2 separate regions of the Homo sapiens genome follow, and region 1 is linked to region 2. Evidence: read pairs that join two places in POLR2A ChIA-PET (ENCODE). Cell type or tissue: PC-9. All regions are shown on one strand. Region 1 overlaps MSH2 (mutS homolog 2). Region 2 overlaps EPCAM-DT (EPCAM divergent transcript).

Evidence for each region. Peaks named below come from ENCODE experiments on the same cell type or tissue, not always from the same donor. Only the 100,000 strongest peaks of a DNase experiment are listed, where the experiment ranks them.
Region 1: POLR2A ChIA-PET joins it to region 2 with 7 read pairs; 2 of 35 experiments call an interaction of 5 or more read pairs at or near these places.

What each region holds. Positions count from the first base shown.
Region 1 is chr2:47,438,501-47,443,500 of GRCh38, reverse strand. All of the region lies in intron 7 of MSH2 (mutS homolog 2), which reads right to left. Among named protein-coding and RNA genes, the nearest start is that of MSH2, 38 kb to the right of the region's middle. In PC-9, no CTCF peak of the experiment used is centred here; no DNase peak of the experiment used is centred here; H3K27ac peaks cover 680 bases.
Region 2 is chr2:47,307,547-47,312,546 of GRCh38, reverse strand. The region is part of intron 3 of EPCAM-DT (EPCAM divergent transcript); the gene reads left to right. Among named protein-coding and RNA genes, the nearest start is that of BCYRN1, 25 kb to the left of the region's middle. RefSeq lists enhancers at 1,426-1,495, 2,756-2,945. In PC-9, no CTCF peak of the experiment used is centred here; DNase peaks (open chromatin) are centred at 1,586 and 2,166; H3K4me3 peaks cover 1,236 bases; H3K27ac peaks cover 3,756 bases.

The sequences.
Region 1 (5,000 bases), 130 kb before region 2:
CTGCAGCCCTTCTCAGTTCATAAACTTCCTTATGAGTTCACCTGCTCCCTTATCCTCCAAGCTTTCACTAGCATCTTAAATTCCATCCCTTCCTTGTAACTTGTACTAACCCCCAGTTGCCAATTTCCAACTAGACTTTGTAAAGCTACATTCTCCACTAGTGATCACAGGCTTTAGAAAGCCCTACAGTCTTAACCCAAGGACTCCTGGTATTCATAGCAGTATATAAACATAAAAGAAAATTCCAGGCTTATTTTCTCTAGCCTCTAGCTGAAATTTAGCATTTGCTTTCATCATTAATGTAGGCAATAAGCCATGGCAGTTATTACCAGTACCTGTGTCTTTGTTACCAGCCTGGCCGACAGAGCGAGATTCTGTCTCAAAAAAAAAGAGCTTTTGCATGGCAAAAGGAACAGTCAGCAGAAGGAAACAGACAAAAACAGACAACCCACAGAGTGGGAAAAAAATCTTCACAATCTATAAATCTGACAAAGGACTAATAACCAGAATCTACAACAAGCTCAAACAAACTAGCAAGAAAAAAAACAAACAATCCTATCAAAAAATGGGCTAAGGACATGAATAGACAATTCTCAAGAAGATATACAAATGGCAAACAAACATAAAAAAATGCTCAACATCACTAATGATCAGGGAAATGTAAATCAAAACCACAATGCGATACCACCTTACTCCTGCAAGAATGGCCATAATCAAAAAATCAAAAATAGATGTTGGTGTGGATGCAGTGAACAGGGAACACTTCTACACTTCTGGTGGGAATGTAAACCAGTATAACCACTAAGGAAAACAGTGTGGAGATTCCTTAAAAGTAGAACTACCAGTTGATCCAGCAATCCCACTACTGGGTATCTACCCAGGGGAAAAGATATCATTATACAAAAAAGATACTTGCACACGGATGTTTATAGCAGCACAATTCACAATTGCAAAAACGTGGAACCAACCCAAATGCCCATGAATCAACAAGTGGATAAAGAAACTGTGGTATGTATATATATATATGTATATATATGTGTGCCTGCATATGTGTATATATATGTGTGTGTGTATATATATACGTATATATGTATATATACACATATATACGTATATATATACACATATACGTGTATATATACACACATATACATATATGCAGACACACATATATACATATATACATACCACATATATACATATATATATACATACCACATATATACACACATATATACATATATATATACACATACCACATATATATATACACATACCACATATATATACCACATATATATACATACCACATATATATACACATACCACATATATAGGTGTATATATATGTATATGTGTATATATACACACACACATACATATATACGCATACATACATATATACGTGTATATATATGTATATGTGTGTATATATATGTATATATACACACACACACAATGGAATACTACTCAGCCATAAAAAGGAATGGATTGGCCAGGCTCAGTGGCTCACGCCTGTAATCCCAGCATCGAGGCGGGTGGATCACGAGGTCAGGAGTTCAACACCAGCCTAGCCAACATGGTGAAACCCCATCTCTACTAAAAATACACAAATTAGCCAGGCGTGGCACTGGGCGCCTATAATCTCAGCTACTCAGGAAGCTGAGGCACGAGAATGGCTTGAACCCAGGAGGCAGAAGTTGCAGTGAGCCAAGATGGCATCACTGCACTCCAGCCTGGGAAATAGAGCAAGACTCCGTCTCAAAAAAAAAAAAAAAAAAATTAACACTGGTTACTCTGCTAGAGTTAAACTGGGAGTTGACTTCTTTTTACATTATTACCTTTATAATTAAAAGAAAAAATATGGGGTCAGGAGCAGTGGCTCACACCGTAATCCCAGCACTTTGGGAGGCCAAGGCAGGCGGATTGCTTCAGGCCAAGAGTTTGAGGCCAGCCTGGCCAACATGGCGAAACTCCACCTCTACTGAAAATACAAAAATTAGCCGGGCATCGTGGCACGGACCTGTAATTCCAGCTACTCGGGAGGCTAAGGCACGAGAATCATCTGAACCCAGAGACCAAGGTTGCAGTGAACTGAGATTGCACCACTGCACTCCAGCCTGGGTGATACAGCAAGACTCTTGTCTCAAAAATAAAATAAAATAAAATAAAAAATAGAGGAGCTAAACAATGGGTACACATGGACATACAGAGAGAATTAACAGATACTGGGAACTCCAAAAGGGCAGAGGCAGAGAGAGGGATGAGAATTGAAAAATTACCACCTATTGGGTACAATGTTCATGGGCACAACAGAAGTCCAAAACTCACCATTACACAATATATCCATGGGACAAACCTGCACATATACCCCGAATCCATAAAAATAAAATAATAAGGCTGGGAGCAGTGGCTTACACCTGTAATCCTAGCACTTTGGGAGGCCAAGGCAGGCAGACTGCCTGAGCTCAGAAGTTCCAGACCAGCCTGGGCAACACGGTGAAACTCCACCTCTACTAAAAATACAAAAAACTAGCCAGGCGTGGTGGCATGTGCCTGTAGTCCCAGCTACTCGGGAGGCTGAGGCAGGATAACTGCTTGAACCCAGGAGGCAGAGGTTGCAGCAAGATGAGATAGCGCCACTGCACTCCAGCCTGGGCAACAAAGCGAGACTCCATCGCCAAAAAAAATAAAAAGCAAGACATAAATAGCCTGGCCTAGAAACCAGTTTTAGAAAATTACTCACAGAAAAAGAAAAAAAAAAAATCAAAACACCAGAGAAGTACACAGACCTTTAAAGTTTCTGCATAATAATTTCCTGGAATATTAAAATAAAAATAGATGTTAGCTAAATATCAATTATAATAGGTAACTGTAACTATTTAAATTGCCAAAAAGCCGGCCGGCATGGAGGCTCACGCCTGTACCCACAGCACTTTGGGAGGCTGACACAGGAGGATCACGAGGTCAGGAGTTCAAGACCAGCCTGACCAACATGGTGAAACCCCATCTCTATTAAAAATACAAAAATCAGCCGTGGTGGTGGTGCACACCTGTAATCCTAGCTACTCAGGAGGCTGAGGCAGAAGTGCTTGAACCCTTGAACCCGGGAGGTGGAGGCTGCAGTGAGCCGAGATCATGCCACTGCACTCCAGCCTGGGAGACAGAGCAAGACTCCGTCTCAAAAAAAAAAAAAAAAAAGTCAAAAAATGTCAAACATCCTCAGGAGGTTGAGGCAAGAGGATTCCTTGAGCTCAGGAGTTCAAGACCAGCCTAGGTAATATAGCAAGGCCCCATCTCAAAAAAAAAAAAAGTAAAAAGTAAAACAATATTAGTTAAATTATGGCAACTGACAATTAGTACTATATACATTATCACCCTATCAATATTTTCTATTAGACTTTTGAATACAGCCAGTTCTGCTATATAATGCAACGTATGTATTCCTAAAAATCAGAACACTATGCAGTAAATACCAGAGCCGTCTGGGTGTGGTAGGACACACCTGTAATCCCAGCACTTTGGGAGGTGAAGGCGGGCTGATTGCTTGAGCTAAGGAGTTCCAAAGCAGCCTGGCAACATGGAAAAACTGTCTCTACAAAAGTATAAAAATTAGGTGGGCAAAGGCTCACGCCTGCAGTCCCAGCTATTTGGGAGGCTGAGGTGGGAGGATAGCTTGAGGTGGGAGGATAGCTTAAGCTGGGAGGCCAAGGCTGCAGAAAGCCGAGACCACACCACTGCACTCCAGCCTGGGGAACACAGCGAGACCATTTCAAAAAAAAACAACAAAAAACCGTGCTTATGAGAAAACTGGAGTTCAAGCCACAACTCTCAGAACCTTCACCAGCGACATGTTAAAAAAAATAAAGACAGGAACCTCATAAAAGTAGTAGCACAGTTTTATACATGTGAAATGGTTAAGAAATACACAACTATTACAATAAATAAGTCACCTTGCAAAACATCTGCGGTTTGCTTGTGGAGTGGCCTTCTTTTTTTCTTTTTTTTTTTTTTTGAGACGGACTCTCGCTCTGTCGCCCAGGCTGGAGTGCAGTGGCGCAATCTTGGCTCACTGCAAGCTCTGCCTCCCCGGTTCACGCCATTCTCCTGCCTCGGCCTCCCGAGTAGCTGGGACCACAAATGCCCACCACCACGCCCGGCTAGGTTTTTCTATTTTTTTTTAGTAGAGACGGGGTTTCACCGTGTTAGCCAGGATGGTCTTGATCTCCTGACCTCATGATCCACCCACCTCGGCCTCCCAAAGTGCTGGGATTACAGACGTGAGCCACAGTGGAGTAGACTTCTAAAGGGCTGCAGCTTCTGAGTTACTGCAGAATGGTCAAAGGAATACTGTCTGAAATGGGTGGCAAAGTTGTAATACCAGATGTGAATGGGTATGGTTCATAACACATACAGGAAAATAAGGTAGGTATTTGAAGAGCGTGTGTATGTGTATCTTTTGTATATATCTACACTGCTGAGTTCAGCTGCATGCATTTTTCTGCATTCACCTAGTGTTGCCTAGGGATTTGTGCATAAGCAAACTCAAAATTTACATTATGCTCAAATTGTTCCCTAATATACCACCCACATTGGAACAAATCTGTTTTCAAAACAAGAGTTACAGCGGAACAGTGTATAATTTGGTTTAAAGACTGAAACAACCTATATCAAAACAATAATGACTACATCTGGATGGCATGATAATGATCTACAAAGAACTTATATTGCTTTTATAAACTGATGAAGATGAGATTTAAAGAACATATTTCCAACATACAAAATCCAACCAAACCTTAAATAGTAGCCTTCATAGGCTAAGGGTTTTTTAAAAAGGCTAAGTAACGCAGATTCTTTTTATCATCTCCCTTTGCAGAAATGCCAAATAAATCACTTTTATATTCTTATTCTCCATTTAGAAGGAAAGCACACAAACAGGTAAAAAATGTGATTATTATACTAATGTACTGTTATTTAGGGTCAAGGGCAATGGAGATAAA
Region 2 (5,000 bases):
GATGCCAGGCCAGACATCTATTAGGAGCACCAGATGTACCTGGGACGAACTGGTTACTGTGACTGATCACTAAACTCAGCAACCAAGGGCTCTGGCAGCCAAGTCTGCAGCAGAAATGGGTTGGGTTATTCCATTCCATTCATGGGGTCCAATAAAGTGATGCATAATAATTTCATTTGATAAGAAAAGTTTTTTCCTTTAACAAATTTTAAAATCTTCCAAACCCTCAGCTTCCTATTATGATAATTACAAGAGAATACGAAAAATAAGGATGGAAAAAAAATGGTAAAAGGAGAGATCTATCCTGTCCCAGTGAGAATGATTTCTTCAGTATAATTTATCTCCTGTGGGTAGTCTGGAGTCTCCACCCTCTCATAGGCCCTCAATGACTATGTGTTTGAAGGGCCTTCAGGATAGACTTCTTGAAAACAGATCTTTCTCTGATAGTGCCTAACATTCTTCACAGTGTGGGCCATGAGGCCTGAAAAGGACAAGCACGGTGAGACCCATGGCGAGTTGTAGGACCCTCTGGGCCTTTGTGGCCCACCTGGGAAGGGGAATGTATTAGTCTGTTCTCATGCTGCTAATAAAGACATGCCCATACTGGGTAATTTATAAAAAAAAGAAGTTTAATAGACTCATAGTTCCACATGGCTGGAGGCCTCACAATCATGGAGGAAGGCGAGGAGCAAAGGCACGTCTTACATGGCAGCAGGCAAGAGGGAATGAGAGCCAAGCGAAAACGGTTTCCCCTTATAAAACCATCAGATCTCATGAGACTTATTCACTACCATGAGAGCAATATGGGGGAAACTGCCCCCATGATTCAATTATCTCCCACCGGGTCCCTCCCACAACACGTGGGAATTATGGAAGCTACAATTCAAGATGAGATTTGGGTAGGGACACAGCCAAACCATATCAGGGAATAATAAAGCCATAACCTCCTGAAGGGGGTGGGTGTGATGCCCTCCTGAGCCCCTGCAGCTAGAGCATCTGTGACGCACTGCCCAGCTAGTCTGGGCAGGAGCAATGTGTTGGAGTTTGTGCACATGTGTGTGTGCTGGGCGTGCGATGAGCACCCTGCCACACATGTGGGAGCTCAGATGCCACACTCTTCCAGAGCTGTGCCACAGTTTGACTGATCTGTGACTGCAACCGCTCCAGCAAAGCTGGACTCTTGGGGAAAGAATTTTCTCTTCCCAAGCTTGCTGTGTGGGCCCGTGGGGAGACACACAATTGCCTTTGTCATTTGTTCTTCCTGTGTGGGGACAAAAGCCCTTTCACTTGCTGTGGAATGTACAAGAAGTTCTGTGCCGAAGGGCTGCCAGGCGCTGGCCTGGAATCCGACAAACAAGGAGGAGTTGGGGAGATGGCCGTTTCAGCCTGAGGCCCCCCACCTCCTGGTCCTGCCATGCATCTGTGTGGTCGGGGACTGCCAAGAGGGTCCCCACCGTCTGCTTCTTCACCACTGTGTGCACCTGCATCACTGCCACAACCCTGTCTTAATCATGGCCTGAGACACTGCAGCCTGCCACAGGCGGGCACTGTGCCAGGCATGGGTTTTGTCAACTCATTCAACCCTCCCAACGAATGCTGTTATTCCCACTTTGCAGCAGAGGGAACTGACCTTCAGAAGGGAGGGTCTGGGAGGACAGTGCTGAGACTGAAACAGAGGGGCTGGGACATGGTAGGAGGAACAGGACACCACAACCCCTCACCCTGCACTCACAGCTCTAGGGCAGAATGGAGCCTCAACCCTGGGTGTTTATGCTGTGAGCTGAAGTTTAAGCAAAACAAAAATAGAGAACTTAGGTGGGGTTGGGGTGGGGGTAGAACCCGCCAACACGAAACGTCATCGTGGTACAAGTGGCCTTTTCTCATTGCTATTTACATCCCCGGGTGTTTCTATCAGCCCAGAGCCAGAGACTCACCACAGAGCAACCTGTTGCCAGAATGCTGTGGGGGCTGCGCTATTTTAGGAGCAAAGTTTTCCCAGGTGGCTATATTGTCTGCATTTTTCTCACCAGGGTAGGACAATTCATAGAGCCACTAAAGCCAACCACAGTGTTGAACTCTGCTCTAATTTTAAAATGTAAATGAGCAAGCACCAATGGGAAGTGGCCAGGAGCAGACCAGGGCAATCAGCTCCCAGGGGAGCCCCAAGCGTCAACTCCCAGGTAGGGGGTAAGGGTGAGGCCTGCTGGGTGGGGAGTGGACTAATACAGAGGGCTGGGAAAGAAATGTGTGTGTCTAAAAGCAATTTGCATTAGGCCTTTCAGAGCCCAAGTCTGTGGGTTGGCTTGCACAATCTTGCAATCTTACAAGCAAGAGAGGAAGAAAGGAGAGAGGGGAGCCAGGGGAGAAGGGTGTGGGGATCAGACAGGCTTTTGTATGTGATCTTGTTTAAGCAAGACTCTTATCAAAGAGTAATCCTAAACTTTGCGCTTTCTTATCACCCAGCTCCCTGGGGAATGGGTAGGTGACTTTTGAGTTCCACAAGGGAGGATTAATTGCCTGTTAGAGATCAGAGCTCCAAGTAAGCAGATAAGGTTGATAGAGGTGGGTGGGGTGTGGTGGTTTACTTATGTCCCGTGGAGATGTTCTTTGCTCTTATTATCTAGATTCACGTTTTCTGTGCACAAGCCGAACACTGAGGGCTGAGGAGAAAGCTGCCGTCTAGTGAACAGAGCAGCATTGGAGGGTGTGCCTGCTCTGTGCCCCATGCTGCAGATGCTGAGCAGGGGTTGGGATATCAAAGAATGAAGGAATGAGCCATGCTGCACTGTTCAAGAAGGTCCAGTTCTGTGGTGGTTGTGTGAATACAGGACATTCTTTTCTTTCTTTTTTCTTTTTTTTAGACTGGGTCTCATTCTGTCACCCAGGCTAGAGCGCAGTGGCAAGATCCTCAGGCTTCCATAACAACTGTGAAAGTACTGACTGAGTAGTTAAGTTAAATATTAAAAGCTGAAAGGGCCAGTGCCCTTATACAAAGACTGGAATGTAACAAAAGCCCACCAAGAGTTTTGCCTAGGCCTTTCCTGGGCCTTAAAGCGTGACAAAATAATGGAGGAATTCTTAACAGGATCCATTTAGGATTAAACAAATTTTATTGGGGGTCTGAAGAGACTCCCCAGGCCTCCACAGACAAGTTTATTGGGGTCCTGAAGGAACTCCCCAAACGTCTGTGATTTAGCAGGAGACAAGAGTAATCAGCTGGGCACAGTGGCTCATGCCTGTAATCCCAGCACTTTGGGAGGCTGAGGCGGGTGGATCATCTGGGTGGATCACCTGAGGTCAGGAGTTTGAGACCAGCCTGGCCAACATGGTGAAACCCCGTCTCTACTAAAAATACAAAAACTAACTGGGCGTGCTGGTGCACACCTGTAGTCCCAGCTACTCGGCAGGCTGAGGTGGGAGGATCACCTAAGCCTGGAAGGTCAAGACTGCAGTGAGCTGTGATCGTGCCACTGCACTCCAACCTGAGTGACAGCAAGACACGGTCTCCAAAAATAAAAAATGAAAAAAAAAATTTAAAAAGTTTAGTGAGGAAAGAGTGTAACAATTGTTGTGTATCAGTTCTCCACATGTCTCCAAAATTTGGCTCCAGAATTCTGACTTTCAGTTGAGGCTAGAAGGTGGCAGGATAAGCCGGGCATGGTGGCTCACACCTGTAATCCCAGCACTTTGGGAGGCCGAGGTGGGTGGATCATGAGGTCACGAGTTCGAGACCAGCCCGGCCAAGATGGTGAAACACCGTCTCTACTAAAAACACAAAAATTAGCTCGGCATGGTGGCATGTGCCTGTAATCTCAGCTACTCAGGAGGCTGAGGCAGGAGAATCGCTTGAACCCGGGAGGCGGAGGTTGCAGTGAGCCGAGATCGTGCCATTGCACTCCAGCCTGGGTGACAGAGCGAGACTCCATCTCAAAAAAAAAAAAAAAAAAAAAAAAAGAGAAGGTGGCAGGGTATAGCCTTATGTCCTTGTGGGGTCACTTTGAGGGATTGAGGGAGGAAGTCTTTGCCCATGAGAGTAAAGGGAGAAGCTTCCGGGAGAAGCTCATGAGTCAGGAGCTGGTGGAGGGGCTGGGATCCACAGGCCTCTGAAAAACACCTTGTACACGAAGGAAATATATCAAGCTGTTTTAAAAGATTATCTCAATTTCGTAATTATGGATTATTTTATTTTCTTCCTGTGCTTTTCAGGATTTTCTTAATCTTCTACAGTGAAAAATAACCAGAAGAAACTTTTTTTTTTTTTTTTTTTTAAGAAAAGAGCAGCACTTTTTGGAGTAAGAGGAAAGCAGTACTGAGTTCACAACTGCTACTAGAAGGAAGCTGGTCAGGGAGGGGACTCAGACAAGGTGCTGCAAGTCCCAGTCTTAATGTAAAGCAAATCTTAATGGAGAGAGGTTCTCTTTGTGGAGGCCAGGGAAGCTCCATCAAGCAGCCTGTGTAGGCAGTCCTGACTGTTGAATACTGATGTAGTGTGGAAATTAAGAGGATTCAGGAGTCATACAGAACTGGGTTCAAATTCTCACTGTACGGCCGGGCGTGGTGGCTCATGCCTGTAATCCAAGCACTTTGGGAGGTCCTGGTGGGCAGATCACTTGAGGTCAGGAGTTCAAAACCAGCCTGGCCAACATGGTAAAACACCGTCTCTACTAAAAATACAAAAATTAGCCGGGCATGGTGGTGCATGCCTGTAATCCCAGCTACTCGGGAGGCTGAGGCAGGAGAATTGTTGAACCCAGGAGGTAGAAGTTGCAGTGAGCTGAGATCGCATCACTGCACTCCAGGCTGGGTAACAGAGGGAGACTCTGTCTAAAAAAATAAAAAAATAAAAAATTCTCACTGTACAGTTGACGATTTGTGTGTCCTTGGCAGACCATCTACCATCTCCAAGCCTCAGCTTCCTCACTTGCCACAACATTGCAATATCTTTTAAGGTAGCAAATACTCAATAAATGCTAGCTATCCTTATCATGGAGATTTAGCCT